Linked DNA regions of Mus musculus: regions 1, 2 and 3 are each linked to region 4. A link is a loop called in an ENCODE intact Hi-C map of the cell type or tissue named here. Cell type or tissue: left cerebral cortex. All regions are shown on one strand.

Region 1 (8,000 bases), 70 kb before region 4:
TCTGCCGTCATTCCTTTATACGGAGTGAAGGAACCCAGAGGGAACAACATGGCGTTACAATCCAGGGTGGAGAAAGGTTGGTTTTAGGGACGCTTCCAAGAGCTGCCTAACTTCCTTGTGGCAATGAAACCGGCAGACATTGTGTTCGCCAATGGCTGAGGAACACAGGAAGTTGAGAATTATTGCAGAAGAGATTTGGAGAGATGAGAATCATATGACCAGGTTGGTTCTGACTGGAACTTCCAATCTTTTCCTCTCACTGGTTCCCATTTTTTGTAATCTCCTCTTCCGTGCTTCTGAGTAAACACTACAGGCTTGGGACATGGGTCCATGGCACCAGCACTTACCACTGAGGAGGGGCAGTGCTAGGACTCAGCGTTTTGGTCTTTTGTTGTTGTTTTTTTTTTTTTCTCCTGTCCTTAAAACACATGCATGTAGCAGTCATTGACATACCTCTGTAGACCTAGCACCCTTGGTTACATAGGAAGTATGGGGTAGCCTGGGCTATATGAGACCTTGTCCTAAGGAAGAGGGTGATATTTTAAATATATTTCTCCAAGTAAGTTTTATAAGTTGTAGGGGAAACTTGGACAGTTGAAATAAGACAGTAAAGCTGGCAACATCAGGTAAAGAAAGGTGCTTGCTCTCAGGCGGGGACCCAAATGGTGGAAGGAGAGAACCAACTCCTACAAGCAGTTTATGCTTCAGAGCTGAATTGCAACAAATTATCTTCTGTGGCAGCAAATTTCCAGGGCTTCACAAATTTTAAAAACTCCTGGGAAGCAGATAACTTTTGCTTTTTTCCCCCATATATTGCATTAGCTGTAGTGAAGCAGGGTGTCAGCCAGGATGGGGATAGTAGAGCCTACTCTGCTGTAGGTGTTGCCCATATGATGGAACTTGTTCTGTGGCATTGAATATGTTAGCCCATTGCATTTTAAACTTTGGCTCTTAATTATTTCTTACCAGTTAAAAATACAAGTGTAACTGAAGAAGTGGGCAAGTGAGTACCAGTTGCCTTTGGTGATATGATATCAGTTTATGAGGAAAGATCTTGAGAAAGTATCTCAGGTCAACCTATGGAATACCTTAAAGGAGCAACTAGAGAAAATTACACCTAATTTCCTGTCTTAGTCAGAGTTCAGTTGCTGTGAAGAGACTCTGTGACTGTGGCAACTCTCCGAAAACATTTAATTGGGGTAGCTTACAGTTCAGAGATTCAGTCCATTATCATGGTGGGAAGCATGGCAGCCTGCAGGCCGACTTGGTGCTGGAAGAGCTAGGCTTGATTCAAAGGCCGAAGAAGGAGAATTGGGTGGCCTGCACCCACAGTGAACACATTTCCTCCACTAAGACCTCACCTACTCCAACAAGGTTACGCTTCCTAATAGTCCCGCTCCGGCTGACCAGGCATTTAAATGAGCCTTAGGGGGCCATTCTTATTCAAACCAGCACATTCCCCTGTAGGATTCTGCTTACATTAAGTGTGCCTTTATCCTCAGGCCCCACTGTTCTAGTGGCGCAAGGGTAGAAACACTTGGGGATGGAGTGTAGTCATGTAGTTGCTTGGCTAACAGCCTAACAGCCTGCTTTGGAGAAAGCTCCCTGTGTTAAAACATGGAACTAGAACCTCTTTATTCTAGACATCGAAAGTTATTGTCTAGCACCTAATCTTTTAGAAGCGTGTAGGAACTTCTTTTTTTCCTAGCTAAAAAAGAAAACTAACAATAGATATGTTGCCTCCATGCATGTCTGTGTGCCACATGTGTCCCAGGTCCCTCTAAATTCCTTGGACCTGGATCGACAGAGAGTTGTGGGCTCCCAGGTGGGTGCTGGGAACTGAAGTCCAGTTCTTAATCGCTGAGCCATCTCTCCAGGCCCTGAGACAGCTCACCTTTTCATCAGAAAAGCAGGTGCAGTGAAGGTCTGTTAAAGGCTATATTCACAGGCTCCTGTGTTCCTCACAGAGCTGTTAGCCACCGAGGACCCTGCCAGTTCAAGGAACGATTACTAGTAAGGTTGCCTGGGAATGTGAAGAATTTTCTATTTCTCATAGAATCATTTTATCTAGCAATAGAAATTAAGGCAGTGGACAAATTAACAGGAGTCAAGATCTTCCTTTTCATACACTTAACTGAGCACACGAAACTGATTTAGTGTTGCTTCATGTTGAAGACTGGGCTCTTGATCTTCCCACTTATCCCTCCCATAGTCTTCATTGACTCAATAAACGAACCCTTTATTTGAAAAGAAGCTGAAGTAGGGTTTGAAACATACCTGTGGTTGGTCTGTTACTCACTAGGTAGCCCAGGCTGGCCTTCCAGCTCAAGGTAACCTTCCTGCCTTCCCTGAGTGCTGGCATTTCAGGTGTGTGCCACTACTCCTGGTAAATGGCACCATTGTTAACCCAGTTGCTCAACCAAACTCTAGGAGGTATCCGTGATGTCTCTTTGCTCTCCACATCCAGCTCTAACCCTTCTTTACCTCCAGAAACACTGGGTAGGTCTTTTCCTTATCTGACTTGTGGGCGGTAACTTCTGAATTCCTGACTCTGCTTTGAGCATCCAGTAATCCATGTTTCTCTTTCTGTCTGCAGGACTGATTGTTTTATGCTGGTGTGTGTGTGTGTGTGTGTGTGTGTGTGTGTGTGTGTGTGTGTGTGTGTGAGAGAGAGAGAGAGAGACAGACAGACAGACAGACAGACAGACTTTCAGCTGTGCCATCTATCTTCCCCCAACCCCAGACTGGGAAATTGTGAGGAGGGCTAGGAGTTGTAGCTCAGTGTTAGAGCATGTTCTTACCATATGTAAGAGCCTAGATTCAATTTTCAGCATTAAAAAAAATTCGAATCAGGTTACAGTTACCCTGGCTTAAGACATAGAGGCTTCCATTGCAGTTAATACACAATGGGAGCTCCTTCTCAACCCCTGTGCCTGTGCCTGCGTCTGATCTCTTACCTACAGTTCCAAGGACCAGCAACACAGGCCGTTGTTCTGTACTGTCCCTTAGGCCGAAGAGTTTCCTGTCTTGTCATTGTCTTGTCATTTGAGTCTTGTTCACATGTCATCACCTTGGAGAAATTTCCCTAGGTCCCTTCTGTTCTCTCCTCAACTTTTCATAGCATCCGTCTTAATCTGTAGTTGCTTGGTCTGAGTATTGTTTTTCTCTGATTAGCACTGTGAGAACCAGGACTATGTCAGCCTGTTTTCCTCCCTTGGTGTCTGAAACCGTAAGGCCTGGCACGTAGAACAAACAGGTTGTGAGCTTGTGAATGAACTGACTAGTTAAGGATGAAGCTCACTCACCACTTTAGCTGGAAGTAACGAGGGCAGCAAACTAGTAAGCTAGACCTGTTGACTGTACTCTTGGAGTAATCACTCGGAAACTGCGTAGTACCCGTTAGCCATTGTGTATTCCCATATAACTAGATCTAATCATCCCTGTATTATCCTAATAACAGCATGTTGTGTTCATAGGTTAACAGTTCTCTTTCATGGTTAATTACCTGTCAATTTGCAGACATTTTAAATTCTTAACCTGTTTTCTCTAAAAAAAAAAAAATTTAATTTCTCTTAAGATTGTAAAATATGAGTCGTTTTACTTCAGCCTATGCAACTTTGAAATAATGGCATCTTCCTTAAACATAGGCCACATTCTGTATATTTAGGCAAAAGTGGGTTGTAAAGCACTATAAAAAAGTATCCTAAACAAAGCTTTAAAAATTGAGGCTGTAGACATGGCTCAGCGGTTAAGAGCACTAACTGGCTGCTCTTTTAACGGAGTTAAGTTCCTAGCATCCACGTGGTGACTCAACCCTCTGGTCTGATGCCCTCTTCTGGCCTCCCCAGGCACTGCATGAATGTGGTAACACTCATACACATAAAATAAATAAATGATCTTTTAAAAAAAAAGAAGAAGAAGGGCATTAGTTGTTTTATAGAAGTGTAGCTATGATGGTAAGTTTTATTATACTTTTAGACCCTGGTAGAGCTAAATGACTCAGATATTTCCATTCAACTTTTGTCTCTTTTGACTTAGCCTCGTATATTTTTATGTATGTGGTATGTGTGTGCGTGTTTGCATGCTTCTTGGATATTCTGTTTGTACAGACGTGGTGTATGAACATGTGTGGCAGCCAGAGATTAATGTCTGGTATCTTCCTCAGTTGTTCTCCAAAATAACATTGAAGCGGGGTCTCCCTTGAACTCAGAGCTCAACAGTTCAGTTAGCCCAGCCAGCCAGTTTGTTCTGGGGACCCTGTCGGCACCTCCCAGTGATGGGATTGCAGTCGGGCCACCACTTGCATTTCTGTAAGTGCCAGGCATCCAAATGGTCCTCATGCCTATACAGCAAGTGTTTCCCCACTGACACATCCCTCAGCCTGCCTTACAAATTATAACATCCCATAGGAGCTAGATACACTGCTAAGTAGTATATGGACTACTAAACTCCGGTCAGGGCAGATGCCGTGAGATACTGCTATGACACTGAGTATTATAAAGCATGGTCGGTGTGGTCCAGACCTTTATTTCATTTTCCCTTTTCTTCTACTTCAGCTCCGAGTTACAAGGTTGTAGCTTGGAAGATATTGTGGTTACAAATATCTCGGGTATATTTTAAGTGTGGGTCATCTTTTCCCCAGTAAGCTTAACTATTAACTGAAATGTCATTTATAAATACACTTACCTTGGGCTGTTTGTTTGTTTGTTAGGCTGGCTGGTTGTTGGTTTGCCTGGCTGTAGATTAATGAATGGGTTTAATTACTGTGGTTCTGTTGTAGCTTTCTCCCTTAGTTTTTGTAGCTTTCCTTAAACTGACAGTGGTATCAGGCCACAGGCTCCTGTGCCTTTTATTATGGTTTTCTGCTGTGTCTAAACAGAATGGAACTGTAGGACCCAGGCTCTGAAAGTCCGACTTCTGTAGAGATTTGCCCCCACACAGCTTTGTCTGTGTGCAGCAGAAGGGAGCTGCCAGCCTGCCTCGCTGGGAGGAAGCACAGAGGGTGGTTGTTCGGAAATAACAGTGGAAATGCATTTATTTCAGAGGGCTAATGCTGAGCTACGAAGATTCTTTAGGATAGAGTCGAGCTTCACTGAGAATGAGGCTGTGCAGCCAAAGAAACACTGGCTTTCCTGAACCTGAAATCAAAGCTCTGCAGGAAATTCGGTATCAGCTGTGCTCACCCGTGAAGCTTGGTCCGCCATGGCTGTGACTTACCCTTGTACCTTAAATTCTAAAGTTCCTCTTTCTGTTCTTACCCCTGTGCAAACACACACTTCTCTAGTTGTTTGACAGTAACTTTGTACATTTTCAAATAAATGGCTTATTTAATACAATTAATTGCCTTAGTATGACAAAAACACTATAAAACAAAATTAAAAGTCTAGTGAGTAACTTTTCTTCAAATGGAAGTTAAGTTTTTAACAGTGGCCTTTACCAAATCCATAGAATAAAAGCTGTTAGAAGACTTTCATGTTTTTAAACCTATAACAGTTAAGATCATATAGAAACTTATAGTTAAAAAGCAATGTGAGAAACAACAAAATGGGAGGTTTTGGTTTTGTTTTTAGACGTTTTACTACATTTTATGTTTATGTATGTATAGGGACACGTGTGCCTAGGTGCGCATGTGGAGGTCAGAGAATGACCTGCAGGGATCTCTTCTACCACATGTGTTCCAGGGATGGAACTTAGGTTGTCAGGATTGTTAACAGCAAGTACCTTTATGTACTGAGCTGTCTCGACAACTCCTAAAACAAGCTTTGTATTTGCTTTTCATTATTTTGCTGCTGCTGCTGCTGCTGTTGCTTTAATCCAGGTTTCTGTAGAACAAAATTGTGGCAGTCAAGAACATCCTTGGTGCCTCATAGTTGCAGAAAGAGGTGGGTCACGAGGAGACACTGACTTGACACATAGTATTGGTATAGGTTGGATGTTTTAGATCCAAAACTCAAACATCTTGAGTAGGATGTCCAGGGTCAAGATTCAAAACTTGACCTCATAAAACAAGTCACAGTCAAAATATGGAGGCCAGGAAGATAGCCCAGTCAGTCAAGTGCTCGATGTACAAGCCTGAGACCCGGAGTTTGATCTCTTAATACCTGACATGAAAAGCAAGGCATGTTGGCACCTGCTTACAGTGCCAGTGCTGGCAAAGCAGAGAAAGGGGAGGGCCCCTGAGCTTGCTGGCCAGCTGGTGCAGCAGAATCGATGAGCTCCAGGTTTGATGAGAGGTACTGTCTTAGAAGGGAAGCAGTGAATGCCTGAGGAAGACCCGAAGTCACCTCTGGCCTCCACACACCTGCATGCACATGTGCACACACACCACACAAACATGCACACAGAAATGATAAAAGCATTTTTCATGTAGGCAGGTCTTACCCCCAAATACAAGTACAGTCAAGTATTCCAAAACCCCAAATCTGAAGTGCCCCCAGTCTCAGGCATTTCACCAGAAGCAAACAAGTGCACAGCCTGTGTGCATTTGCTGCCTTGGTCTGTTGGATCGGGTTGTGTACCTCAGACTGCAAGAAAGGCTGCACTCTAAGACCAAGTGGGGTCCTTTCCACCCAAAGGGTTTTAAGCCCACTTAGTATAATCTCCGTCGCTTGTTTGACGGTAAGATGAGGTATCAGTGGAAGGAGTTTGGTGATCTGCTTGTATCTTGCCCTGTGTCACCAGGGTGGGAGGTTGACCCGTAGCAAGTGGAAAAAAAAGTTTCTGATTTGGAAATGATTGGAAGGCTTGTCTGTGGTGCTTTGACTGTACTGGTAGTGTTTCCTAATGGAAGTATTTTTTCTTTATCTAGGTTACTCACTATAAACAATACCCACCCAACACAAGCAAAGTTTATTCCTACTTTGAATGCCGTGAAAAGAAGACAGAAAACTCCAAAGTAAGGAAGGTGAAATACGAGGAAACAGTATTTTATGGGTTGCAGTACATTCTTAATAAGTACTTAAAAGGTATTGCTTTTCCCAGTCCATTTAAAACACTGCTTTTATGTGACTTCATATTTTTCTATATTGCTATGTTATGTTATTTGAAGTAACTTTTTGAATAATCTAGTTTTGATATTTAGTTACACTTGATTACCACTGCCGGTGTTGTTTGGAAGGTTTGGTTCTGGTTGGTTTTGTTTGTTTGTTTGTTTGTTTGCTTGTTTTGCTTTTTTTTTTTTTATTACAACACCTTACTCTGTAGCCTAGCCTGGCCTTAAATTTGGTGAGTAGCTCAGACTGTCCTCAAATTCACAGCAGTCCACTGCCTCAGCTTCTCAAATGTTAACACTGTAGTGTCGAGCTATCATCATGCTTAACTACTTTTGTAAAATGTTTTTGATCTGTTAATTTAAATGCATTAAATTTTAGAATTTTGAGAGAGTGAGTGTGTGTTTGTGTGGTGTTTTAAGATGGAGAAAGGTTTTCTGAAGCATATTTCCAAAGGAAGTTTAGGACAGTCAGTAATCTTCATAGGTCACTCTTGCTTACTTGTAGATGGAACCATTCACTAAGAGCTATTTACTGTGCACTGAGGGATTTACTGTTAATCCAGAAACTGGTTTTGAATTATAGTAGGTTTAACTAGAATATTTTTATATTGTTTCCGATATATCCTAAAGTTTCATTTTTCAAAACTATTTATAATAGTGAATTTATTTCTAAATGCAATTCAAAACAGAACACATACACACCCCCCAGTAATGGTGGGTTGTTTGTTTGTCAAGGCCATTTACAGCATATTATGTAATGGAGTTTCTAGGCAAAGAATCAGATCCAAAGACCTTATACATCTAGAAGTTTCTGAAACAAAATAATTTCAATTGAGTATAGATTAAGTATAATTTTTCTGCAAATGATAATTATTTTAAGGTCAAATAGGTCAGGCATGCTGCATTACTGAAAACCCAGCAAGGTGTAAAAGTTCTACTATATGACAAAGAGACTACACAGGGTATTTTAAATGCAGGAGTTTATATTTGTTTTTAAAGATCATAAATT
Region 2 (8,000 bases), 930 kb before region 4:
TACATTGAAGTCTGAGATCGTTCTTTTTTAAAAAAAAAAATCCATATTTTCCTTGTGGATATGAGGAATTTGGGGGCTGTTTACCTTTCTTTTCATAGTAATTTTCACTTCTCCAGATTCTACAATGAAGAAAGAGTCTGCCAAATCTCCCTATTAAAACAAAAATGCAGGGTGAATGTTCAAGTTCCACAGCATCTCTGAAATCATGCCTTTGAAGCCAGCCTACAGGTTCCAGTCCGTAAAGTGAAGTCATAGACCAGACTACATCCTGAGGTTACGATAATTCTACAGTAACTTCTTAGGCATTCGAAATAATACATTCTCTACCAGAAAATATGGCAAGTAACCTCAAAATTTTGTGCTGAGCAGTTTACAAGAAAGGATAGCAGATGCTGTGTGTCCCAGGAGCCCCTCCCACCAGCAGGCTATGTCAGTCATTCTGTGTTCCCTGCTGTGTGTCCCAGCAGCCCCTCCCACCAGCAGGCTACGTCAGTCATTCCGCAATCCTAGGAAAGTAGCACTGTGTCCACCCAAGGCAACTAGCACTAGCACAGAGACTTGCCAGGAGCAAAAGCAACTGGGAGCTTTCGGAAGCAATAGATGAGCTTTTACGGCCTTCAGGCACCAAGCTGACATGTCAGTCTATGACAGTGTACTTCCGGCTCTGAAAAGACTGCTGGGAACGAAAGGCGCCTTCTCTACGTACACCCCCAGTATTCCTGGTTTTTGCATGAACTCTCGTTAGAAACCCACTCATTCATGCGCACCCTTCAACTGTCTATACAGCCTACTTTCTACGAGCTCTCTGGCTAGCAGGTACTGTAATACAACTGGCGCCCACTGGGAGTTCAGAAAAACATGAGGGTTAGAGGGGATTCTTATTAATGCATTCAGTGCTTGCACATGGTACAATGTGAACTCCTTCTGGTGAGTGTTATCTGGAAGCAGATCTCAAGAGCTAATCACGCAAAACTCATCTGCCTGTGGACCTGGGTTCTTGGTAATTTCATGGAATAGCCCCCACTTTTCCCTCTTACACAAGACATCTTACTCCCACTATACATGCGGATTTCATGTTACAAACTGCAAACTACTCAGCTAGGTAATGGTTTAATGCACAGTCATTAGAAATAAATTATATAAACAAAAACATCCAGATTACTTACCAGCTGCAAAAGCATTTTTGATAAGTTGTCTGGTGGAAGAAATATTCATTTAATCTAATACTGCGTACCAATTATGAAAACAAAGTTGAACCTTCTGGAATGTAAGCCTAAAGGAATGGCAGCTCAGTACCGTACCTGAGCAATGATCTGCTCTCCATCATTGTAAACTTTGGTGCCAATCACATCCACCACCTTCAGGCGTTCAGAAACCTACAAAGAAGAGCACCGTGTTAGAGACTGTGGTGTCTATTTCTGGTTATAGCTTAACTACATCTGGAATTAACTAAAACCCAAGAGGCTGGAAACACCTGGGAGGGATTATTTTCCCTTATGTCACTTGAAATGGGAAAACCCGTTTTTAATCCAGATTTTTAAGGTGGAAGGATGCATCTTTAATCCAGTTTTTGAGCTGGGAAGATCCACCTTTCACCCGGGCCACAGCTTCTGCTGCAGCCTAAATAAAGGGCGTGCAAGAAGGAAGCTCTTGCTCCCTCTGCCTGCTTGCCTTCACTCTCTCACACTAGCAAGTCCATTCCCAGCCTGGCATTAGAGCCTACTTCTTCAGGATTCTAGAGTATACTCAAGACCAGCTGAGATACCCATCCTAGTGGACTATTGGATTCTTGCACTTTCCATTAGGAGACAGGCTTTGTTGGACTTGTGGGAGCACAGCCTATAAGCCACTCTAATAAGTGGCAGGCATGCATGTATGTATGATATAAACTCTGTTCCTCTGGGGAAGCCTGATAATACACCGACCAATCACGTAGCCTTACCTGGTTTACATGTTTACAAGGGACGGCCTACATAGTTAAATAAACCCAACTGTTTTCCCTTGTGTAGTTGCTACATTAACTGCTAGAATCCTGAAGTAGACAAAATCGTATTTCTAGTTTCCTGTAAAATACCAGAAGACTCAGCCAACCCCCAGCCCAAATTTCCATATGGCAGCAGTAAAGCTATGGTGGAATGGCAGCTGTTCCCTTAGAGGGAGCACATGTTCTCCGATTTGCCAAAGTCCCTTCCTGGGTTGCTTTCTGTCACGTCACATGGCTCTATCTGACTGGATTACCTCCCTGATACATTCTATTTGAGGACAGGAGTTTCTAAAGAAGATCAGCTGTCTGCGCATTCCACAACATGGCCAAGTTTCTCCCAGGCATAAACCGGCGACTCACAGAGACACGACCACGCCAACATTTGCTATTTTACGACACCATGGGAACATGTACCTAGTTCTCTATAATCGCTTTCAAGAGAGTTCAAATATGAGGCTTTATCTATTATAAAATGTCTAGAAAAGCACTTTCACAATGAATTTTGGCAGAGCCGAATTTGTAAGGTAACGGTTCTTTCATGAACCTTCAAAGATAAGAAACAGGTGGTCTCACTGAGGAGGCATTTGAGCTAAGAAATGAAGGAGATTCATGGAGAAGCCATGGAGTTGTGGGGGAGGCTGTCCTAGGCAGACAGCACATGCATAGATCTGAAGGGAGGGCTGGCATGCGTATGCAACAGCAGGAAGCTAATGTCTATGGCAGGGTGGAAGTGCAGCAGTTAGCAAAGTTGTCTGAGAGGTACAGACAAGGGACCTCGGTGGCCTTCTTCAAAGTTATCCTGTCCTGGGAAGGTTGTTAGCAAGACTGCCCTGATCTGGAACTTAAAAGGATTCTTCTGTAGGTGGCTGATAAAAGTCATACAGGAGGCAATGAAGATACGGACAGAAGGTGGGGCTGGTGAAGTTAACAAAATGATTGGATGCTGAAGATATTCTGAAGACAGGGTAGAGATGATTTTCGACACATGAGTGCTAGTGGGGAGAAAACCGAGTGGATGCTGACCTGCTTACACTTGTTATCTGATAAACAGCTCCTGTAGACTTGCTATAAAGTCCAAAAAAGAGCCTTATTTCCAAAAAGCAGGATAAAATGTTGTTACATGTAGTAAAAGAAATAGCAGTAAAAATCTTATATCGCCATCTGTTCTTTTCATAGTAAAATATAATATACTTTAAAACTCTTGTTATCGTTATTACCACCTTCATTATCGTTATTTCTTAGGGTACTATAACACACACTCTGTGTGGAGATCAGGAGACATTTCCCACCTTCATATGGGGATTAAACTCAGGTTCCCAGCATGGCTAGCCTCACAAGACGGTCACAAGAACTTTTCAGGACACGAGTGCTTCCTAGCAAAGCAGCCAGCACAGCAGAGTGACAGCTCAGCTCACCTCTAGAGACTTGAGGAACGGCAGGGACTCGATAAAGCTCTCGTACATCTTCCTCTTTTTGGCATTGTTTTTTACAATTATTCTCCTGAAGGTCACCCTGTCCTAAAGAGAGCACAGCAAATACAAACGGAGTTACCGTTGGAACAAGGAATCCCTACAAGGCATACACAGTAACTAAAGACTTCAGAAGTAAAAGATTATAGCATAATTATAATCAACTAATAAAAAATTACATATTTTTATTTCTTTAGACACAAAATTTGCTATAAAACCATATAAAATTTTCTTTCTTTTTTCTTAGAAAAAGTAGCATTTAGACCAGTGATTCTCAACCTGTGGGCCACAACCCCTTTGGGGGTTTGAACAACCCTTTCACAGGGGATGCATATGAGATATTTACATTATGATTCATAACAGTAGCAAATTATAGTTATGAAGTACCAACAAAATCATGTTAGGATTAGGGATCACTACAACCTAAAGCATGATATTAAAGGGTGAAACCACTGATTCAGACAGAGTCCACAAGGAGGCACTGTCACCCTATAAAAAAAAAAAAATCCCAGTACCGTTGCCTCCCTGTAGATGGCAGGGTAACAAATTCAATTAAGTAGACAGGACAAGATCTGAATTTTTATATAAAAAACGAAATAGGACAGACTCAGTCTGGGAGTGTATTCTTTGTAGTATTATTTTCTTAAATATCTACTTCAGTAAGACATAAAGACACAGAAATAAAGGTACTGGCTCCCATGTTCTTGAAGTATACATGCATGGAAACGAAATCTACAAGAAACACTACTGTGAAAAGAATTAATCCAGAAAGAATTCATTCTTTATTAGGCTCTTTTTTATACCCATATAATATCATAATTTTCCTTTTGAAAATGTGAAAGTACAAGCAAACAGTATTCTTGGCTGAGGTCTTTTCCCAGAATTTACCACGTTTACAGTCTAATTGTTTCATATTTTTATGATCTCAGAAAATGCAGAACTTAATTTAGGAATGACAAAAATGTTTACACAAAGCATCTCATAAAGCTATGTTCCAGAAATTCTCATAAGATGTTTTCATTCTTATGTAAATATCCCATAATCACATAGTTTGGCATACACCAGTGAATAATGATACCATTTTAGTAAAATTAAAACTGGATATTACTTAATCAATACTTTGTTATGCCAATATACGACAGATATAACTCTAGCCATGGTGAACTGAATGTGTCCATCCTCAAGTCCGTGTGTTGCAATCCTAACCCTCAGCATGGTCCTTGGAGTAGGCCTTAATAGGTGATTAGGCCACGAGTGTGGAGTTGTCATAGAATTAGATAATTCTCATAAAAGACCCTTGAGAACTGCCTTGCCCCTCCCACTAATGAGGACATCTAAGAGCTGGCCCTCTTCCAGGCACCAAAGTTCTTGTGCCTGAATCTTAAGAGTTCTCAACCCCCAGATCAGTGAGATGTCGATGCCTGCGCCATCTTTGGTGGCTTGTGCTAACAGCCAGGCAGAATGAGACACTAGGAAGTTAAACATCTTGTTTCCAGAGTTGGTTTAGATGCCAGCTGTGCTTTGGCGCCAGCTGTCAAGCCTAATGGCCTGCCTTCAGTCAGCAGGGCACAAGTGACCTCTACATCTGGGTCCCCCAGTACACAAAATAAAAAGTAAATATAATAAAGCATATTTCTAAATTTTATGAGTTAATTCACAAAAATACTGAGTTCTTTTGAAGCCTGTCTCAGAACTTGCTGAGATAATTTTTAAAACTAAAGACGTTGGTTAATCAAAATCGCTACATGTCTGATGAAATAATTTATATCTATAAAAGTGTCCCATGTGATTGTCATATACAGTCAGATTTGGGAAGCAGGTACATTTTAAAGACAGACCTTTGTTGTTGTTAAAACAGAGAAGGCCTGAAATAGTTTAGCCATTTAGAAATAAATCATGAATTGTGTATCTCAGGAAGAATTGTCTATTAACTGCCTGCCATTTCACAAACCACTGTGACTGAACAAATCCAGGAAGCCCAATTTCAAAAGCTTTATTCCCAGTCACCTCCACAATGGCCTTTCTGAGTCACTGGTGTGGCCACGACTTCAGCTAATCTCTCAGGGCTAAGAGCTGCAGGGTGCTATTTCCAGAGTGAGGCTCTAAGATGAAGATTCCTCTCTGCCAACTGCTTCTCTTTACACCAGCACTTACAACCACTGGGCAGGCTGCAGGCTGTGGGATTCTAACATTTCCACTCTGCCTCAACTTCCCCTAGAAGTGACTGGGTATACAAATTATTCTTAAAAAGCAAGTTTCAAATATGATGAAAGTATGCTCATTATAATTTTCAAGATATTGCACTTATGCATGCCTCAAAAACTATCACTGTTTATAAATGTCAATAACATGGATAAAGCACCAAAAGAAATCTCTGAAATTTTTCTTAGAAGTTTAAGAACTGTGCACACAAAAACTCCGAGCCCTTGTACCTTGGTTACCATTAGCATCAGGGCTGAAACCATCCAGGCTTGGGGGGCAATCTGAAAATATGTGATCTTGAACTAAGGATGTGTGAAGACACCTAATTATTCTTTGACACCCTGACTGGCAACTCCAGTGGGACTTTTAGGGTACCCCTTCTGTATCAAGCAAGTCATGATGGAAACAAGATTGGCCCCACACCCCTCCCACCCCACACTCTGAGTCCTTCCTGCACAGAGATGTCTGCTCCGATGCGGCTCCTCTGTCAGTTTTAAGGCATCCTTAACATACTCGGGGGTGTGGTTCTTTCTACGTGAAAGAATCTCCATTTTTTTCAATCCCATAACTTATAAAAATGACTCATTTAATAGGCATACAATGACTACTTGGCTCCAATAAAAAAGAAGCTTGAAGTATCTTGTTTTTTTCTTTCGAGGGAGATGTTTTATGAGTCAAAGGCTGAGATGAATGGTACACTCTGTAACTCAGCAACCCTCTGGAACCGGACAGTTACAACCTCTTCTACAAAGAGCTGAGGGGGAAACCTAACACCTGCGTTTCATGAACACGGGATGTACTGTTTGGTGTCCCAAACAATCGTCCGGGTGGCCTGAGGTGACGTGTGACGCCAGGCAGTGTGGACACCTCCTGGGAGCTGACTCCAAACAAGTCCAGGCTCACCTGAGATCCCACATGTGCAATCTGCAGGGTTTAGGTAAGTGGGTTCCCAGGGGGGTCTGCAAGCTTACCAAACAAAGACTGAGAACCCCACCTTAAAGCCAGAGTGAGCTGTTAGCCCTTCAGCTCTGCGTTCTGCTACCTGGTGAAAGAACCCACACAGCTCCTCTAGCGCCTCAGCCAAAAATGTCTGTGAACCAACACTTAACAGAATTTCTACCATTCAGACTTTATTTAAAGATACAGCCTGAGAATCTCCTGTCTGAAATACCTGAGACCACCCCCCACCTACCCACCGCCCACTCTCCCCCCTCCTCCCCACTCCCAACTGCCCAGATCCTGAGAAATCCTAACGAAGAAGCTTGGGAGCATGTTTCAGGTCTAAACATGAACTTCATAGTTCATATATATCTCATATACATGGTCTAAAGGTAAAGTATAAGAAGTGTAATACGCCTTGCATTTTGACTGACCTGTAATAGTAGGGGAGGTATAGAATTTTATAGTTGTGGAATCATGTTGGTGCTCAAAAAAGTTCTGGATTGGGGGCATTTCAAGCTTTGAGTTTCTGGATTAGGAATGCTCAGTCCATCCTAGCATCCATGTCCCACCCAAAGACAATGGTCAGATTTGTGTAGAATCCCGGCAAGACTTTTTTTCCAGTATCGGAAATGAAAAGAACAGGTATTTTACTCTACAATGCCAATCATTGAATACCACTACCAAGAGAACTGGTTTGTTTGTTGTTGTTGTTTGCTTGCTTGCTTCCTTCGCTCTTTTCCCATGCTTTTTCAAAGTGCAGCACACATCAGAATCACATGGAAGGCTCCTGCCAGTATAGGCTTGCTGTGCCCCGTTTCCAGAGTTCTTGGTGCAGGAGCTCTTGGGATGCCTGGGATGTTTCTAAGAAGTTCCCAGTTGTGACTTTCAGTTGGTCACTCTGAAAATCACTGGTTTACAGACTACACTACTTACTTCAGAGATCTAGTTGAGAAAAAGGCTGTGGATGTGTGTGTGTGTGTGTCTATGTGTGTGTGGTACAGTATTCATACTTGTTAGTTGAGGGTATGTGCGTATGTGTGATCGGATGCTTGTGCACGATGCACATGTGCATATAGAGGCCAGAGACTGATGTGAGATGTCTTTCCTGGGTTGCTCTCCATCTCGGAAACAAGGTCTCTCACTGAACCTCAAGCTCACTGATTGGCCAGACCGGCTAGCCCATGAGCTTTGGGGATCTGTGTGTCTCCACAACTGCTTCCCCGACGTTGGAGTTAAAGGCACAAGCCACTCTGCTCAACTTTTTACATTGGTTCTGGGGATCCAACAAAGAGCCTCGTTCTCGTCCAGCAGGCACCTTACTGACTGAGTCAGCGCTCCAGCTGTTGTGGTTTTTAAGCATGGACAAGAAAGGAACACTGTGGATCCGATGTCATTCCCAAAGG
Region 3 (8,000 bases), 260 kb before region 4:
GATGCTCACAGTCAGCTACTGGATGGAGCACAGGGCTCCCAATGGAGGAGCTACAGAAAGTAACCAAGGAGCTAAAGGAATCTGCAACCCTATAGGTGGAACAACAATATGAACTAACCAGTACCCTGGAGCTCTTGACTCTAGCTGCATATGTATCAAAAGATGGCCTACTTGGCCATCACTGGAAAGAGAGGCCCATTGGACTTGCAAACTTTATATGCCCCAGTACAGGGGAACGCCAGGGCCAAAAGTGGGAGTGGGTGGGTAGGGGAGTGGGGGGAGGGTATGGGGGACTTTTGAGATAGCATTGGGAATGTAAATGAGTAAAATACCTAATTAAAAAAAGAAAAGAAAAGAAAAGAAAAGAAGAGAAAAGGGTACTTCTTTATTTAGATTCACAATGGCTTTCAACCCATATGACAGTTCTGACTAATGGGCAGACTGTCTGGCCTGGATACAGAAATATACAGAGATAGTTTAAGGCCCAGTTTGGATGCAGCAGACAAAATGGTGAAAGCAGAGTGGAGTCTACTGTGGCTATGGGGCAATCTCACCTCACCTTGACTGCAATCCCACATTTCTGTTGCATCCAATGGTCTTCAAGCAAAGCACCCTCCTGCTTCCAGTTCTTCCTACCCTCCTTCATAACTTACATCTTTTGGGGAGATTTTGGGGAGGGATTCTGTTAGCCAGGGCCATGCCTTTTTAAAAGCTTCCCTGCTGATTTGCTTTCCTAAGTTCTTACTCTCCCCACCCTTCTAGCAGACTCTTCTTACAGGCCCGAAGCAGACAGATTCCTCTCTCCCGGCTGCCCATGAATCAGACAGGTAGTCTGCAAGCACCAATCCTGTGACATAGAACCTCTCACTTCCCCTAAAATATATAAGGAGGGACCCTAGCTCTGCCATGTGGGCATTACCATCTCTCCAACAAAATGCTAACTCCCAAAAGATAACTGACCTTAGTGTTGCCCTTGAACCCTAAACCCAAACACTTGTAGACTTAGGTGATTGATTCATTAGGAGATTGTGTATATTCTACAATAAACTTTACTTCTCAGTCATGACCATCTGAACTCCTTAAGGAATGGTGATGTTTTCCCCTCCTCCAGCTGGGTGATAATGATTCTGATTGGGTCTCAGAGCCAGGATGATCTCAGAGTTGGGGTCAAAGTTGAAGTAGCACTAGGCTTCTGGAAAGGGAGAGGCAACTGAACAACCAGGATGTTTAGGCTTTAGAAAATGTTCCAGAATGCCCCAAAAGGAAGACACAGAAAATCCCATGTTCTCTTAGATTCTGTGACCTCAGCTCTCTGCATGATGACACTGATAGCAAACAAGTCCAGTGTGGTGAGATACATCAGGCAGACCCTCAGCTGCTGAACAAGGAGCCAGGTCCTGCTCTTGAAGGAAGGTGCAGTGAAGTTGGGTTAGGTGTGCTTAGCTCGGTTCCGTTTCCAGGAGAAAGAGAAAGGAAATGCAGAAAGTGAAAGCCAGAAGCATACTGGAAAGAGAAAGGTTGTAACCCCGTGAGAACAGGCAGGGGTTCGTGCTTAGTTATTCCTTGAGGGTGGCAGAATTAGTTCCATTTCCCCTTGCTGGGGAGAACTGAGCTGCTAACACAGCTTGTGCCTGGAGGAAGTAGATCACCTGTCTTTCACAGGGCTAAAAGGGCAAGCTAACAGCTGCATCTCATCTTACCTTAGGAGGCAATGCAGCCTTTCTGAGTGCTCAGACAGACAGAGGAAGTGTGTTTCCTGCATAAACAGTTCTCAGCTCTAGGTAGAGTGAATAACGTTGTAAGGCAAATGGTAAGTGCTGTGCCCATCCCAAGCTTAAGGTTTACTCTGAACTCCCTCCTGGCTTTGCACCCTCTGATCACTTTCATTTCTGATTATTCATGTTACCTACACTGCTGGCATGACCCAGGACTGTTATAGTATGAGAATGCCCCTCTAAGTTCATGCATTTGAACAGCTGGTCTTTAGCTGGTGACATGGTTTTGGGGGGTACAGAACTGTCAGGAAGTGGAGATTCATCACTTCCTAACACCACTGGGAAATACATCACTGGGGGGGGGGGGTGAGTTTTGAGGGTTTGTAGCCTCACTGACTTCCCATCCTATCTCTCTTTCTGTGTGTGGATAAAATGTGACCTCTCTGCTTCTTGCCCCTGCTCCCATGCTTTCCCCATCAATATAGACTCTAACCTCATGGAACTACAATCCAAAATAAGCCCTGTTTTCCCCTAACTTGCTTTCATCAGTTTATTATAGTCACTGTTAATTTCCATATCATTTGTATAATACAGACATCCTTTGGTAGCCTCAGAGAATTAGTTTCCCTCCACCACATACAGAGATGTGCAAATTCTCAAGTATCAAGCACCTTATATATAATGATGTATTAGTAATATTTTTCTATCACTTAGATGTATATGCTCATATACTTTAATTCATCCAGATTATTAATAATACCTGATACAAGAAAAATGCTATGTGAATGGTTTTATGGGTTTTTAAAGGGGAATAATATCAAGAAAACCTAAGCCATGTTCAACAGATGCAATTCTCATACCCCAAGTGTGGACCTCATAAACATGAAAGGACAGCTGTGGTGACTATGCTCCTGATTCTGCACATATCAACTGGATGCTGTTTTGTGTGAAAGAATAGATTAAAATGAAGCCCAGGGTTTAGAATTGGCATGCTGTTAACTGCAGAGGCAGCTAGGTGGACTCAATTACCTTGGCCTTTCCTCCCACCTCTCCCATCCTTTCAGACATTGTGAAAAAGAGTACAAACAAAAATAACAAGTAATCATAAAACCTGAAAGAGAAGGAAGCCAGAATTCCAAATTAGTAAGAAAAGTAAAAGAAGCCTGCAGTGTTTCAAAGGCCCTGCATTTCTTTTGAATGTTAAAAGGCAACTGAGGTTTGTTGCTAACCTCAGCCAAGTATGGCCTGCTGTAATAAATAGCTGCCCATTCAGAAAGAAGCTTACAGACCACTTTATTCATATATATATATATATATATATATATATAGAGAGAGAGAGAGAGAGAGAGAGAGAGAGAGAGAGAAATTAAAAATATGGCTGTCTGGGAGGAGAACACAGAGTATTCTGTGTAACAGTATTTAAGAATAATAGGCCTGGACCAAGAAAACAAGAAGATTGGCTATAAAGAAAATAAAGAACTCATGGGCATTTGTGGAGTCAGATTAGAATAAAGATATCAAAGTAGAAATTTCAGAAACATACTAGTCCCTAGGTGACTTAACTGGCCTTTTATTTTTAAATGATCTATTTATTTTTATTTTGTATGTGTATTTATTTATTGTTTTGCCTGGATGTGTGTGTGTGTGTGTGTGTATATATATATATATATATATATATACACATATATATATAGTGTGTGTGTGTGTGTGTGTGTGTGTGTGTGTGTGTGCTTGGTGTCCACGGAGGCAGAAGAGAGTGTCAGATTTCCTGGAATGGAGTTATAGATGACTGTGACCTGCCATGTGGATGCTAAGAGGCATATGTGGACATACGTCATTCATTTCACTTTACAGAGTGATTATTTGATGCCTAATTGTTATCTGTTTGCAAAGTTGTCTTATGATTCTATACAGTATTTTGGATGCTAATGATAATCTTACCTGATTATTTAACTTTTAGGTCAATTAAACTTTCCATTAAAATTTGAAGACACTATCCAAGCTATCGCTTTGTAGGATGAAAAGCACACAGAATTCTAAGTGCCTGTGACTCTGTTCTTCCTTTTGCCCTGTGAATTCCTATCCCACAGCGTCGTTGGTGAGCAGGGAAGAAGGGGTTACATAGTAGCGGGGTATCTCTGCTCTCCTTTGATCTTTTTCACAGCCAGCGCTATGCTATGGCAGGGTTTGTGTTCTCGGAAAGGAATATTGACTTCTTAGTCCTTCCTCTCAGTTTAAAATTGAAATTCCTCATTAGGCCACAAGGTGGCAGATTAATAGCAGGGAAAAATTCAAGCACAAAAGCGGTAAAGAAACTTTTTCAACAGAAGAGAAATTGTGAACAAAGAAGGTCTTGTCTCCCCTCCGCTTGTGTGGTCCCTTCCATGATCAAAAGTTCCATTTGCTAAACAAACACATCCCTTTAAAAAATATCATCCCTTTGAAGCCAGGGAGAAGAGACTCCTCTACAGACTTGTTAGTAGTGTTTCTAAGCACACAACTTCCTTGAATCTCATTTGAGGATAGCCTGTGTACACCCACTAGAATGTCAAGCTTTCATCCTGTCAATCAATTGAACAATTGCCACGGAAGACTTCTTCTTCATGACCATATGCACTATCACAGTTGAGCCATGGCCTGTCTTGGTAAACTAACTTTCTTTGGGATTTCTGAGACAACTTCAGCTACTCCACACTGACTCCTGGGTATCTAGCCTCATCCCTCTCTATTCCCCACTGCTGCCACTGTCACTTCTTTGGATATCAGAACTGACCATGACTTCCTACTGAAAAGTCCACACCATTAGCCATGGGATGAAATATAAAGTCCAAAATGTGGCACACAGGGAACTTTCTAACCTGTCTCATAACCTGTACACATACAGACATACACTTACTAATTCAATATCACTGGCATTACTGCTGTGTCAAATATACCTCTTTCCTCATCTCGCTGGGTTTTATTCCATCCTTCCCTCTAGCTGGACTGCTCTTCCTCATCTGTGTCTGGCAAGTATCCAGTCCATGCAATGCCTTGTTCAACATTCTCATGCGAACAGTACCCTGCCTGCCTGACCCTCATGTTCTTGCACGGAATCCATCCTCTTATTGTACACATATCTGTCTTTCACACTAAATGTAAGCTCTTTCATAAAATAGTCAAGGACTGGGGTAAGTGTTGGGAAGAATGCTATTTTCCAAGTAGATGCTTAGAAAACACTATGGAAGGACTGCAGCATCTTATCTGGCAGACAGATAGACACCCATAGGCTCCAAAGACTTAAGTGGAAAAAATGGCATCAGGTGGAGACACCATTGGTGGTATTGATCCCTTCTTCATGAAAGACCTGGAGCCAGGAGGATTGGAATGGCTCCTGGCAACCCTGTACTCCTTGCAACTAGGAATGGTATAGATCCGTTCTCTTCCCAAACATCAATCCCCTTCCCACAAATTACACAATTTTTCCCTGTACCTCTGCTCGCCAAGACACAGTAGATTCCTGTATCTCCAATTTTAGTGAGGTAGGACTCTTTTCCCTTGGGGGTACAGAGCAGCTATCATTGTTAGCACTTGAGCTAATTGTAGAAATATTCTGTGACGTCTGAAGACAAAATTTGAAAAATTATACTGAACGATGCTAATATATCATTTAAAACTGGCGCATTTCTCCTGGGTTCCCTTGGTACTTTCTTTGTTGATTATCAGTGGAGATATATTAATTTCATGCTCACCACTACAATTTAAGATCAGAAATGGAACATCTAACAATCTTTAGATGTAGTAAGTAGACTTAGGATCTGTTTGTGAATTATCTACCTCCTTATCTTTTTCTTTTTGTGCTTCACTTTAACAAAATAAATCTTAAGAATAATGTATTGATTGGAGGTTTCTATTTTCTGGGATAATAAAACATGGCCAAAAGTGTTATGGGGAGTCCATCAAAAATGACCACTCAGAAACAATGTATGGCCTATTGAAAGTCTTCATTTCAGTTAGCAAGGCTATACTCAGTTATTCAGGATCTAAGTGTAGTGCCTAGTGTCCTGCACACAGGGTTTTTGAAGAGAAAACCTATGCCCTGGCATCATGAAGCTAAAATAAGCAGTAGGTAGAAGGAGTAGTTCTGAGCAAGCAAGCAGGTCAGCAGAAGCAGAGATAAGTTTACTGCGTATTTTGATGTTGAATTCCTAGAATAGAGTTGGGTAATTTTTTCATGGGATTCTCCATCCATGAGATCAACATCTAGTTAAGCATGAAATGGCCTCAGCAAGAATACAAGATGAAGGAACCGCTGCATGTGCCTGCTGCCTTACATTCCCCACTCGTTCTGTGGGCCTGAGTCAAGTTGTTTACTTATCATGTACTAGGAAGGCATAGTTGGTCCTAGGGACCAATAATTTAGTTGGTCATGCAATTGAGGATACAGAGTCCTACTAATAGCCTGACTAGGATAAGACTCATGATCCAGCTAATCCTGACAGAGAGGTGGTCTGCCATGGGGACCAGGTAAACAGGGTATCTGATCCGTCTTTCCTTTCTCTCCTTTCTGTGCAGTTTAGCTGACCATGGCAAGGTTTTTCTCTAGTTAACACTGATTGGTTGGCATGGGAACAGCATTGTACATCGGGATTAGTAAACTCTGGTCAGAGGTTGGGAAAGATGGGAGGTATTCTCCCAGACATAATTTCAAAAGGAGCAATCCCCTTCTTACAATAACACTGGACCCTGAGCAGGAGAGAGCAGAGAAGGAGCTTGGCCCAGTCTTCATCAGTTTCCAGAACCAATTTGGTCAGAATCTCCTTAAGAGTTCTATTCATTCTTTCTACCTCCCCTGAGCTCTATGGCCTATATGCACGATGTAATTTCCAATTGATATTTTATAACTGTCAGATTTTGAGAGTTTGGCTATGAAGGTCAAGCCATTTCCAGACCCCAAAGCTAGTAACACTCAAAATGTAGGTATTATTTCCTGAAGAACTTTCTTGGTATCTATTAGGGAAGCCTCCATCTACAAACACCAGCAAATATTTGGGCCTGATTTCAGTAAAGTACAACTCCCGTGTTCTCCAGACCAGTTTTCTCAAGCCTGAATCTCTCCTGGGACCTTCCTCCCTGCTTTGGGATTTTCCTGAACACAAGTGACATGTCTAAAGGTGGTGTCTTTATTCAGGATTTTCTAATTTGGAACATAATACCCGGGTCTAAGGAGTTTAACAGTTTCTGTGGTCACTAAGTGGGTGGCTTGGTAAAGATCCAAAGCCAGTTACCTTCCCAGACTCACGGGAAGGATGGGTCTGTTGTCCAGCAGTAGCCAATATCCCTATTTATACTGTCTTGCCAGTTCTTGTTTCTCTGAGTCAATCTTACCCAGGCTATATTCCAGGTAACTGGTAAGCTGGGCTCTGACAGGGCTACCAAGCCTTGGTGAGGCACCACTGGTTCTCAGGTTACTTCCAGGCAGTCAAATCAGCTGCTTTGTTGCTACTGGCTTCTGGGGAATCCCCTTTTATGAGTCCTCTGCAGTGGACACTGTTTTGGGTAACCAGATATCTCTTAATAGGTCTAAGGCTTCTTCTCAGATTTTCATCTCTTTTCCTGCTAAGATCAGCAACGTGTAAACCCATGGACATCACGAGTTTTGCAGTATCAGTTCGTGTGTATGGTCATAGTCTTGTCCTTCCCTCAGCAGAGTGCTCCAGTCAAAGCTAAAAGCTCAGCTTGTTGATTTGAGGTTTGTCTGCTTAAAGGTCATGCCCAGATAGTTTTATCTTGGGTCACCACTGCAGCCTCTGCATACCAGATCCTGTCTTGGATAAAACTGCTCCTATCTGTGAACAATACCTCATCTGGTGTTACCAATGAATGTCAGTAAGGTCAAACCTGGTGACTGGATCTGGTCACTCACCTTAAGACTGTCATGCAGAGGACCCTTAGAGTTATTCTCTAGCAGGAGACTAGCAGGATTGAGGGCTGTCATCTGTGGAAACAAATGTGTGGTTGAACCAGAGGAGGTCTTGATATTGGGTCTCTGGAAGTTAGACATCCATCTCTCAGGTACTCCCCTCCAGAGGGACTCAGTATAGTGTGGGGCTGTCAGGAAAAGTTTATACCCTACAATTAATTTGTCAGATTAATTTCCCAGTATAACAGTGACAGTTATGCACCACTGGGCTGTACCATGTCAAGTCTCTTTCTTGGGCAGATATGCCATCAGTCTTTCCCAGGCTCCTAGGGTATGCATGAGAATCCTTTAGATAATGCCTCTTGCATTATCCACATACAAAT
Region 4 (8,000 bases):
GGGAAAATATGTCAACATTGAAAGTAAAGCTGGATATAAAGGTCTGCAGTGCAATGCCAGCACTCAGGAGGCGGAGGTGGGGGGAGGGGCGATGTCACGTGCAGCCAGAGCTACACAGAGGAAGCTGCTGCTCCATAGCAGGGCCTGGGGATGTGGCTACTCAGACACCGCAGTGCCGGGGCACGCACGTGGTCAGAAGGCACATCTCCAAAGCTGGTTCTCTCCTTCAGTTCCCGGGATCAAACCCACGCTCCCGGGCTCGTGTGGCCAGCGCTTTTACTGACTGAGCCATCTCACCAGCCCTGTATACAGACTTTAAGCAGCTGTTTATGTTATAGCAGTTATACTCTACTGAAGCCATGGAAATTAATGGAAGAAAGGGAATAAATGGCTACTTGATCAAGCCATGTAAAGTAGTACACAGGATAAGAGGCATAAGCAAAGTAAAATCAAACAAAGTATAGAAACGCACACACACCAGGGGTAGCAGTGCACACTTTAATCCTAGCACTTAGGCAGCAGAAGTAGGCTGATCTGAGTTCAAGGCCAACCTGGTCTACAAAGTGAGTGCCAGGACAGCCAGAACTATGTAAAGAGATCTTGTCTCAAAAGACAAGCAAAAATGGAAGAAATGAAGGTATCAAAATGACATTGTGAAGCCCACTATTTTGTTCTATTAATATACAGACACAAAAATAAAGTTAAAAAAAAAAGAAGAAGTAGGAGAGGGGGTTGCCGGGGTAGGGGAAGGGGGCAGCACCGTCTCAGAGGCAAAGAGGAGGGGGGTGGTGAAGAGCTCTGGGAGGTGGGCAATGAGGGAAGGCAACATTTGGGACATAAATAAATAAAATAATTAATCTTTAAAAAAAAAGAGGTAATAACTCATTGAATATAAGTGTGATTAATCCATTAAAAGACAAAATTGAGATGCGTTCTGTATACAAAGTGACAAGAGTGACAGATATGAACCAACGATAAAGTTGAGCATAAGGAGTAGCAGGGACCAACAGTGGCAAAGACAACCAGCGGTCCCCACTTCCCACAAATTAAATCTTATTTTTAATAAGATTAAATCTTAAAATGTAATAAAATTAGGTAAGGGTGAACACTTGGGATACATGGGCTAAAGAGACGGCCCAGGGAGTAAGGGGCCTGCTTTCAGACCCTGCGCATCCCTATCCCCCAGGTAGGCATGCTGACCCTTGTAATGCCATGACTCATGGAGTGAAGACCAGGTCCCCAGAGCAAGCTGGCTGGCTTCACTAGCTGGACTGATGACCTCTGGATTCAAGTGAGGGACCATGTCTCAAAAGATAACGTGGTGAGCAACTGAAGACATCTTCTGTCAGTCTCTGGCCTCCACGTGCACCCTCCCACAAGTGCACACTCAACAGCACGCACGCATGTACTCACACCCACATTTGGAAACATACACACAGCCACATCATACACATATACATGCAAAAAATAGCTGAGATAGTAATGCGAGTATACAAACACAGATCTGCAGAGTGGGTCTTGAGTTGACTTTCAAATTATCAGTCTATCTAGTTAACAGTTTTTCAAATGTATATTGCCATACCTAGAAATTCTTCAAATGCTATGGCTTGCTTAGGGGGCATAGTTAAACAACATTATGCTGATTTTAATCTTTAATTGCCAAGGCTAATTACTGACTCTAGGAAGCCACATGCATTGGGAGTCTTTGGGGACAAATTACAGCTTGTGATGGAGCCATCTGCTACATTAGCAAATTATACTTTGGAAGACACGGACAGTACTAGTTTAATGTCATTATCCCCATGATGCAACAGACCTTGCATATGAGTCCCGCCTCCTGCCCTATTTTCTATACAGCGGTGGGATCTCTGGCCACTGAAGTGGTAGACTTCTGTGTTGTTGAGGGAGGACAGAAGCTTAAGGAACGTGGACATGAAAGGTGCCCTTCAGCTCAGAAGCTGGGTGAAGCCTCTCACCAGCTGAGAGTCGAGGATGACAACACAGCCAATGACATCCATTTAAGGCCTTGCAAACCTCACCTGCAAACCTGTGGTTTCCTAGGCTCTCACCAGAAACCACACTTAACAGGAAAAGATGGGTCCTAAACAAACCCTTTGTGCAATCTACGGGGCTCCTCCTGGCGCCTTACTGGATTGCAATCCCACCAAAGGCACCTTCAGTGCCAACTTCTAATCTCAAGAGTGGAGAGGTAGGGGAGGGGAGTGTCCCTTAGGAACCTGCTGAGCAGCGAACCCCAGACGCTTCCAGAACCCAGACATAGTCACCAGGAGGACTCTTGAAACCCGACTCCTTTGTGAGCAGCCCACACCTGTGTTTCCTCCCCAGCTGCCCTCCTTTTTGCTTTTAGTAAATTCCAACTCTGTCTCCTATTGGCTCATCCTGAAATTCCTGCCCAGGTGGCAGCCCAGGATCAGGGTTTCCCCCCCCCCCCCCCGTGGTGGTCTATAAAGAGAACTCAGGCTGCTGCAGGTGACAGTGTGGAGGTTACAGGGTGCAGGTGACAGTGTGGAGATGGCAGGGTACAGGTGACAGTGTGCAGGTGACAGTGTGCAAGTGACGGTGTGCAGGTAACAGAGTACAGGTGTCAGAGTGCAGGTGACAGGGTACAAGTGACAGGGTGCAGGTGACAGGGTGCAGGTGACAGTGTGCAGGTGACAAGGTGTAGGTGACAGGGTGCAAGTGACAGGGTGCAGGTGACAGTATGGAGGTGACAGTGTGCAGGTGACTATGCAGGTGACAGGGTGGAGGTGACAGGGTGGAGGTGACAGGGTGCAGGTGACAGTGTGCAGGTGACAGTGTAGAGCTGTCCTTCTGTCACTTGCTCTCATCTTGCCTCAGTTTCCATCAGGGTGGATGTGAGGGGACTGAGGGATGAGTCCAATCTTTGATGTCTTAAATAAAAGGCTCTCTATAAAATACCTAAACCTAGTTAGTACTTGGTGTTTAGTCCCAGCAATGGGATAGCAGAAGACAGGTTTACAAAGCTTAGTCCCTCAGGCATCACAACCACCAGAGACTCGCCTGAAGTCTAGCTCTGCGGGCTGTGAGGGGTGCCGGTACCATCAGTGCTGTGGGGGTGGGGTAGAATCCGCTTCTCTAAGTCACTTGACTCTTTGGCTCTCGGCTGTTGCTCGTTCCATCTTTGGGAGAGGTTCATGAGAAGGTTTAGAGGGAGGAAAGGAAAGGAGGAAATGATAGCATTACAATATCTCTTTAAAAATTAAAAGGAAGAGAGTGGAAGAGACAAGTTCTCGAAACAGCCTGGATGCTGAGCTCAACCCAAAGCACGGGTGTAAGCTCTGGCCAGCAGCCCTCAGAGGCTTCCAGCTCAGCGGCCCGAGACTCCTCACTGAAAATATCCAGCATCTGATGAGGCAGCTGCGGGTTAAATTTAGCCTTGGCAAACTCAGGCCTTGGCTGGATGCTGGAAGCATCTGAGTGGATGGATGGAGGGCCGATGGATGCGTGGATAAAGAATGGACACATGAACAGGTGGATGGACAAATGGACAGACAGGTGGATGGATAGACAGATGGATGGACTTAGCACAGGTAGGTGTGAGAGCCTGGGCTACTGTGGCCTGTGTGATGATGATGCTGACACCAGGAGAGAGGCAGAGCTAGAGGAAGGAGATGAGTTGGGAAGCCCTCCTCTCTCAGTGGCCACCAGCCTGGCACAGCCCTTTGATGGCCAAGGGAAGCATGAAGATAGATGCAAGGAAAAGGAGCCATAGAGACGGTGAGAATCTGTAGAGCCATGTCCCCTGGAAAACTGCTGTGAGGGATCATCCAGTAATGTCACATTAGCCAAGTAAGGTCCCGCACTGGGTCCACAGATATTCAGTGTGACCTTTGTCCTAGCTGTGTGTCAGAGGCCACCTCAGGGCTTTTATGTCATCATGATCCAACCGTTATTTGCTTCCTCAGTGACCTGTTAAAGTGCGAACAACTATGGACGTTGCGTTTCCTTGGTTAACGCAGTTATCGTTGCTGTCCCTGGAAGGGGTAGAGGACAGAAGGGCAGGGAAGGAATGATCAGCATGAATGAACTAATGAATGGAGTGTCTCTTGTGTTAATATGCTGACACTGGAGGAAGCAGTACATACAGTAACTGTAGCTGAATACAAAGAAATTACCTTCCCCGTTTGGTAGATGAGAAATAATGTGCCTTATTTGGGGCTTCCATGAAGATTAAATGAGAGTATTTGACATGAGATAGCTCACTTCAATAGATGCTGGGTGAACTTGGTCGTCAGAGGGCCAGAGAATCCCTCCCACCTCACGGTTTGCCAGTCTGGCTTTAGCATCCTCCGGGCCAGCAGGTCGCCTGAGTATCACACGACTACACTGCCACCTTCTGGCCACCTGGAGTACTTCAGCTGTGCTGCCTTTTGAACAGGTCCTGCCCAGATGGACCTGCAGACTCAGACTGTCCTGCACTGAGCTGAGCTGTACAGCTGTTGGAGCAAGTCACCTGGGACTTCAACAACCTGGATTTCAGTCTTCTAAGCAAGGTACGGACACTGGGGATCAACAGCCCAGTTCCCCCATTCCAATCCTCATTTACAGGTTGTTGGTCTTAACTGTGTACTGTACTGGAATGTCCTGCACACACACACACACACACACACACACACACACACACACACACACACACACCATCTGCATCCTACACCAGACCTATGGGATTAGGCTCTCCAGGAGGCCTAGGGGTGGTTCTCCATGAAAAAGGAAACCTTCTCAAAGTCTCAACCCAGTTCTGAGAATTGAGAATTTGGTGCCTCTTTGTGTCTGCTCCAGTCACCTTTAGTCTTTCACAGCTGTATAGATGACACAAGCCAGGCTCTCTGCACTTAAAATCAACACAGGGAGCTAGAGACAAGAGGAGGTAAGGACAGAGAGAAGCGAGAGCTGACTGAACAAAACAAAGGGGAAGAAAAGTGGCCACACTGAAGCAGGTGGAAAGGAAAGAAAAAGAGAGGAGATGAGATTAGGGGAGAGACATGGAAAATGGGAGCTGGGCCAGAGGCAAACAAGAACCTAAACAAAATCAGTGGACAAATACTAGAGTAAAAAAAAAATTCAATGTATGGTTAAGATCAATATCCAAAAAAAAAAAAAAAAAAAACCCTTGCAGATATTAACAAGGTTGAGATAGCACACTAGAATAAGCAAAGATACCGAAATTCCCGGTACACAGTTTCAGAGGATTGCTTTTGCCTATATAGTTGACAAAACCCAGAAAGCCACTTACTTATTTCTTGGAGTGTGGAAGAAGGAAATAGTTTCCTAAATGCTGTTGGCAGTTATGAATGTGAATTGTCACATTTGAACACAAGAAGCTGGCACCATATAGCAAAATGCACCACCCATCATCAGCCCACCATCCCTGGGACCAGATGGATGCCTTAGGGACACAGCATTGTGGACCAAATGTTGACATATCAGGCTGGTTTGATTATGGCTCCATACAGCAGCCATGATAAGTGAGAAAGCCATGCATGTCACACTGGAATTTAAGGCCTGAGATGTTTCTTTGTAAGAATAATAAGAAAGCAACAATGTTCATAATTTTGTGCCACTATGGAAAGCACAAAATGTCAGATGTGTGTGTGTGTGTAGCATACAGTGATATAGTAATATTGAATGTTTCAGCTAGTTGGCTATCACCTGCTGTGTTTGTTATTTTAAATGAATATATAGGAATATAAGTAAAGGTGTCTTAGGATTTCTATTACTAATGTGAAACACCATGACCAGCAGAGTTTATTTTTCTTACAATTCCACATCACTGTTTAGCATAGAAGGAAGTCAGGGCAGGAATGTAGGGTGGGTGGGAACCTGGAGCCAGGAGCTCTGCAGAGGCTCTGGAGGAGTGGTGTTTACTGGTTGGCTTCTCATGGCTCCCTCTTATAGCACCCACAGCCACAGCCCAGGGGTGAAACAGCCCACAGTGGGCTGGACCCTCCCCATTAGTCATTAACTAAGAAAACGCTGTACAGGCCCACCCACAGCCGGATCTTTCTCAGTGGAGACTTCCTTTTAGATGAGTCTAATCTGTGTCAAATAAACAAAAAGCTAGCCAGCAGAGTAAGAATGGGCAGGCACACAGTAGGTTGACAGCATGCGTTACTTGAAAAGGGAAGGGGGTTTCTGTGGATAGGAGAATAAAGACAGAGTAACTGCCTTAACAAGGAAAAAGGAAAAAAACATGGAAACCTTTATAACAATTATAAATTCTAGGTATATCTATAAAATTGTACATGTGTGTTTACACATATACAGTGTTTTAAAATACAGCAGCGATGTTGAATCTGGTGGCACAGTCCTGAAATTCCAGCTACTCATAAGGCTACAGAAGGAGGATCACAGGTTCAAGGTCTGTCTTAGATACAGAACACATTCAAGGGCAGAAGGAACAATTTAGTAAGGCCCTGTCTCAAAGTCAAAGCACACGGCACAATTGCCAGTACCAACAAAATTCATAAGTAGCTTTCATGCAGTAATCCTCTGATCATACTGTATAACAAAACAAACCTCAACTCTCAGTGATGTACCCCAATGGGCATGTCTCTCTCACTCTCAGATCTGGGGCTCAGCCAAGGTGGTCGAATTGGGCTGTAGATCCAGTTCTTACAGGGCACTGTGAGCGTCATTCTGAAACCTGAACCAGCTCGAGTACACTCACCTCAAGGGCAATGGGATGCTCGAGCTAAGCCATGTAACTGAATTTAGATCTCTACCCAGAGGAGTCCCATGTCTAACTCAACATGGTGGGATAAGGAAATAGATTCCTGTGGAGTTGGGTGGGGAAATGAAGGCAGGGCAACAACAACAACAACAACAACAACAACAACAACAACAACAACAACAAACTTTCCCCAAGCTTCAGTGAGAAGTGAGGCAGTGGCGGAGGACCATCTCACCCGCTGCTTGTGAGAACCAGGGTGAAAGCATTGCAGCAATGGTATGGTGATGTGCTGTAGTTGGATAATGTCTGACTGTGGCCTCCAAAGCCCACCAGCTGGAGCTGAGTCTCCGGAGTGCTGGGTTTGAGGCTGTGGAAGCCTTAAGAGCCTGGGCTGAAGGTGGGGATGCTGTCCTCGGGAAGGATGGATGCTGTTCTGGGGTCTCTGGTTATAAAGAGGGCAAGTTGGCCTTGGCTCGTTCAAGCTTCTGGTCTCTTATGTGATTTCTGCCATAGGTCTTCTCTCCGTGGTGATGCTTGTTATGAGGTCACCCATCAAAGGACAAAGAATCCTGGCTTTCCAGCCTCCAAAACTGAAGGCTGAATAAACGTAATCTCTCTGTGAAGTTTCCACCTTCAGGTATTTTGTTATACCAACAGAAAATAGAAACACTAGGAACAGTTACAACAGTGTCACTTGGAAAGTACAAATAGCTCTTTCCTGACACAAATTACAACAGATGTGGCATTTGTCAGTGGGAGAGCATAAAGTGGCACAAGGTTTCAGAAATGTTTAACGATATCTCTTGAAACATAAAACTTAGTACTTTTTGCTCTATAATTTATCTCCTACAAAGAAATTTGTCTGTGGATATACCCACTAAATTATATCAAGTAAAGCAATATTTGTACAAAAGAAGAAGAGGAGGAAGAGGAGAAGGAGGAGGAACAAAGACCTGATTAAACAAACCATATTTGTAGTTACATTTCATTGCTGGGATAGAATATGTCAGCAAACAGCAGCAGTGTAGGAACTTACTTTGGTTTACAGTTCCTGAGAGAGTCCACCCTGCCAAGAAGGGCATGGCCACAGGTGGGGAAGACAGGTGAGGCAGGAAGCTGGCTGAACCTTTCTATCCACACTCAAAAAACAGAAGAGAGGAAACAGGAAGTGGGGCAGGAAACAGGAAGTGGAGTGAGGCTATACACCTTCTAAGCCCTGCCCTGGGTCATATATGTCCCCCAACGAGTCTCCACCTCCTAAGGGTTCCACAATCATACTAAACAGCAG

Evidence for each region. Hi-C counts contacts between places; a loop is a spot of excess contacts. Peaks named below come from ENCODE experiments on the same cell type or tissue, not always from the same donor. Only the 100,000 strongest peaks of a DNase experiment are listed, where the experiment ranks them.
Region 1: a loop joins it to region 4, with 4 times the contacts of the local background. A loop is called at or near these places in 11 of 42 quality-filtered maps.
Region 2: it touches region 4 in a loop (6-fold over the local background); 5 of 42 quality-filtered maps call a loop at or near these places.
Region 3: a loop joins it to region 4, with 5 times the contacts of the local background. A loop is called at or near these places in 41 of 42 quality-filtered maps.

The regions. Positions count from the first base shown.
Region 1 is chr12:32,823,359-32,831,358 of GRCm38, forward strand. It overlaps Nampt (nicotinamide phosphoribosyltransferase), which reads left to right. Exons shown (of 11, transcript NM_021524.2): 2 at 6,809-6,965. Gdap10 (ganglioside-induced differentiation-associated-protein 10) reads left to right here and starts at 758. Exons shown (of 1, transcript NR_045032.2): 1 at 758-3,561. In left cerebral cortex, a CTCF peak has its summit at 3,845 (motif pointing left); DNase peaks (open chromatin) are centred at 3,831, 4,227 and 5,034.
Region 2 is chr12:31,963,814-31,971,813 of GRCm38, forward strand. It overlaps Prkar2b (protein kinase, cAMP dependent regulatory, type II beta), which reads right to left. Exons shown (of 11, transcript NM_011158.4): 7 at 3,400-3,501; 8 at 1,302-1,376; 9 at 85-150. Among named protein-coding and RNA genes, the nearest start is that of Hbp1, 18 kb to the left of the region's middle. In left cerebral cortex, CTCF peaks have their summits at 851, 3,947 (motif pointing right) and 4,149; DNase peaks (open chromatin) are centred at 480, 712, 1,801, 2,243 and 2 more places.
Region 3 is chr12:32,633,652-32,641,651 of GRCm38, forward strand. No RefSeq gene overlaps it. Among named protein-coding and RNA genes, the nearest start is that of Gm33380, 56 kb to the left of the region's middle. In left cerebral cortex, a CTCF peak has its summit at 3,979 (motif pointing right); a DNase peak (open chromatin) is centred at 3,986.
Region 4 is chr12:32,893,300-32,901,299 of GRCm38, forward strand. All of the region lies in intron 2 of Gm33484 (a long non-coding RNA gene), which reads right to left. Among named protein-coding and RNA genes, the nearest start is that of Gm33484, 12 kb to the right of the region's middle. In left cerebral cortex, a CTCF peak has its summit at 4,390 (motif pointing left); DNase peaks (open chromatin) are centred at 3,393 and 4,369; H3K27ac peaks cover 938 bases.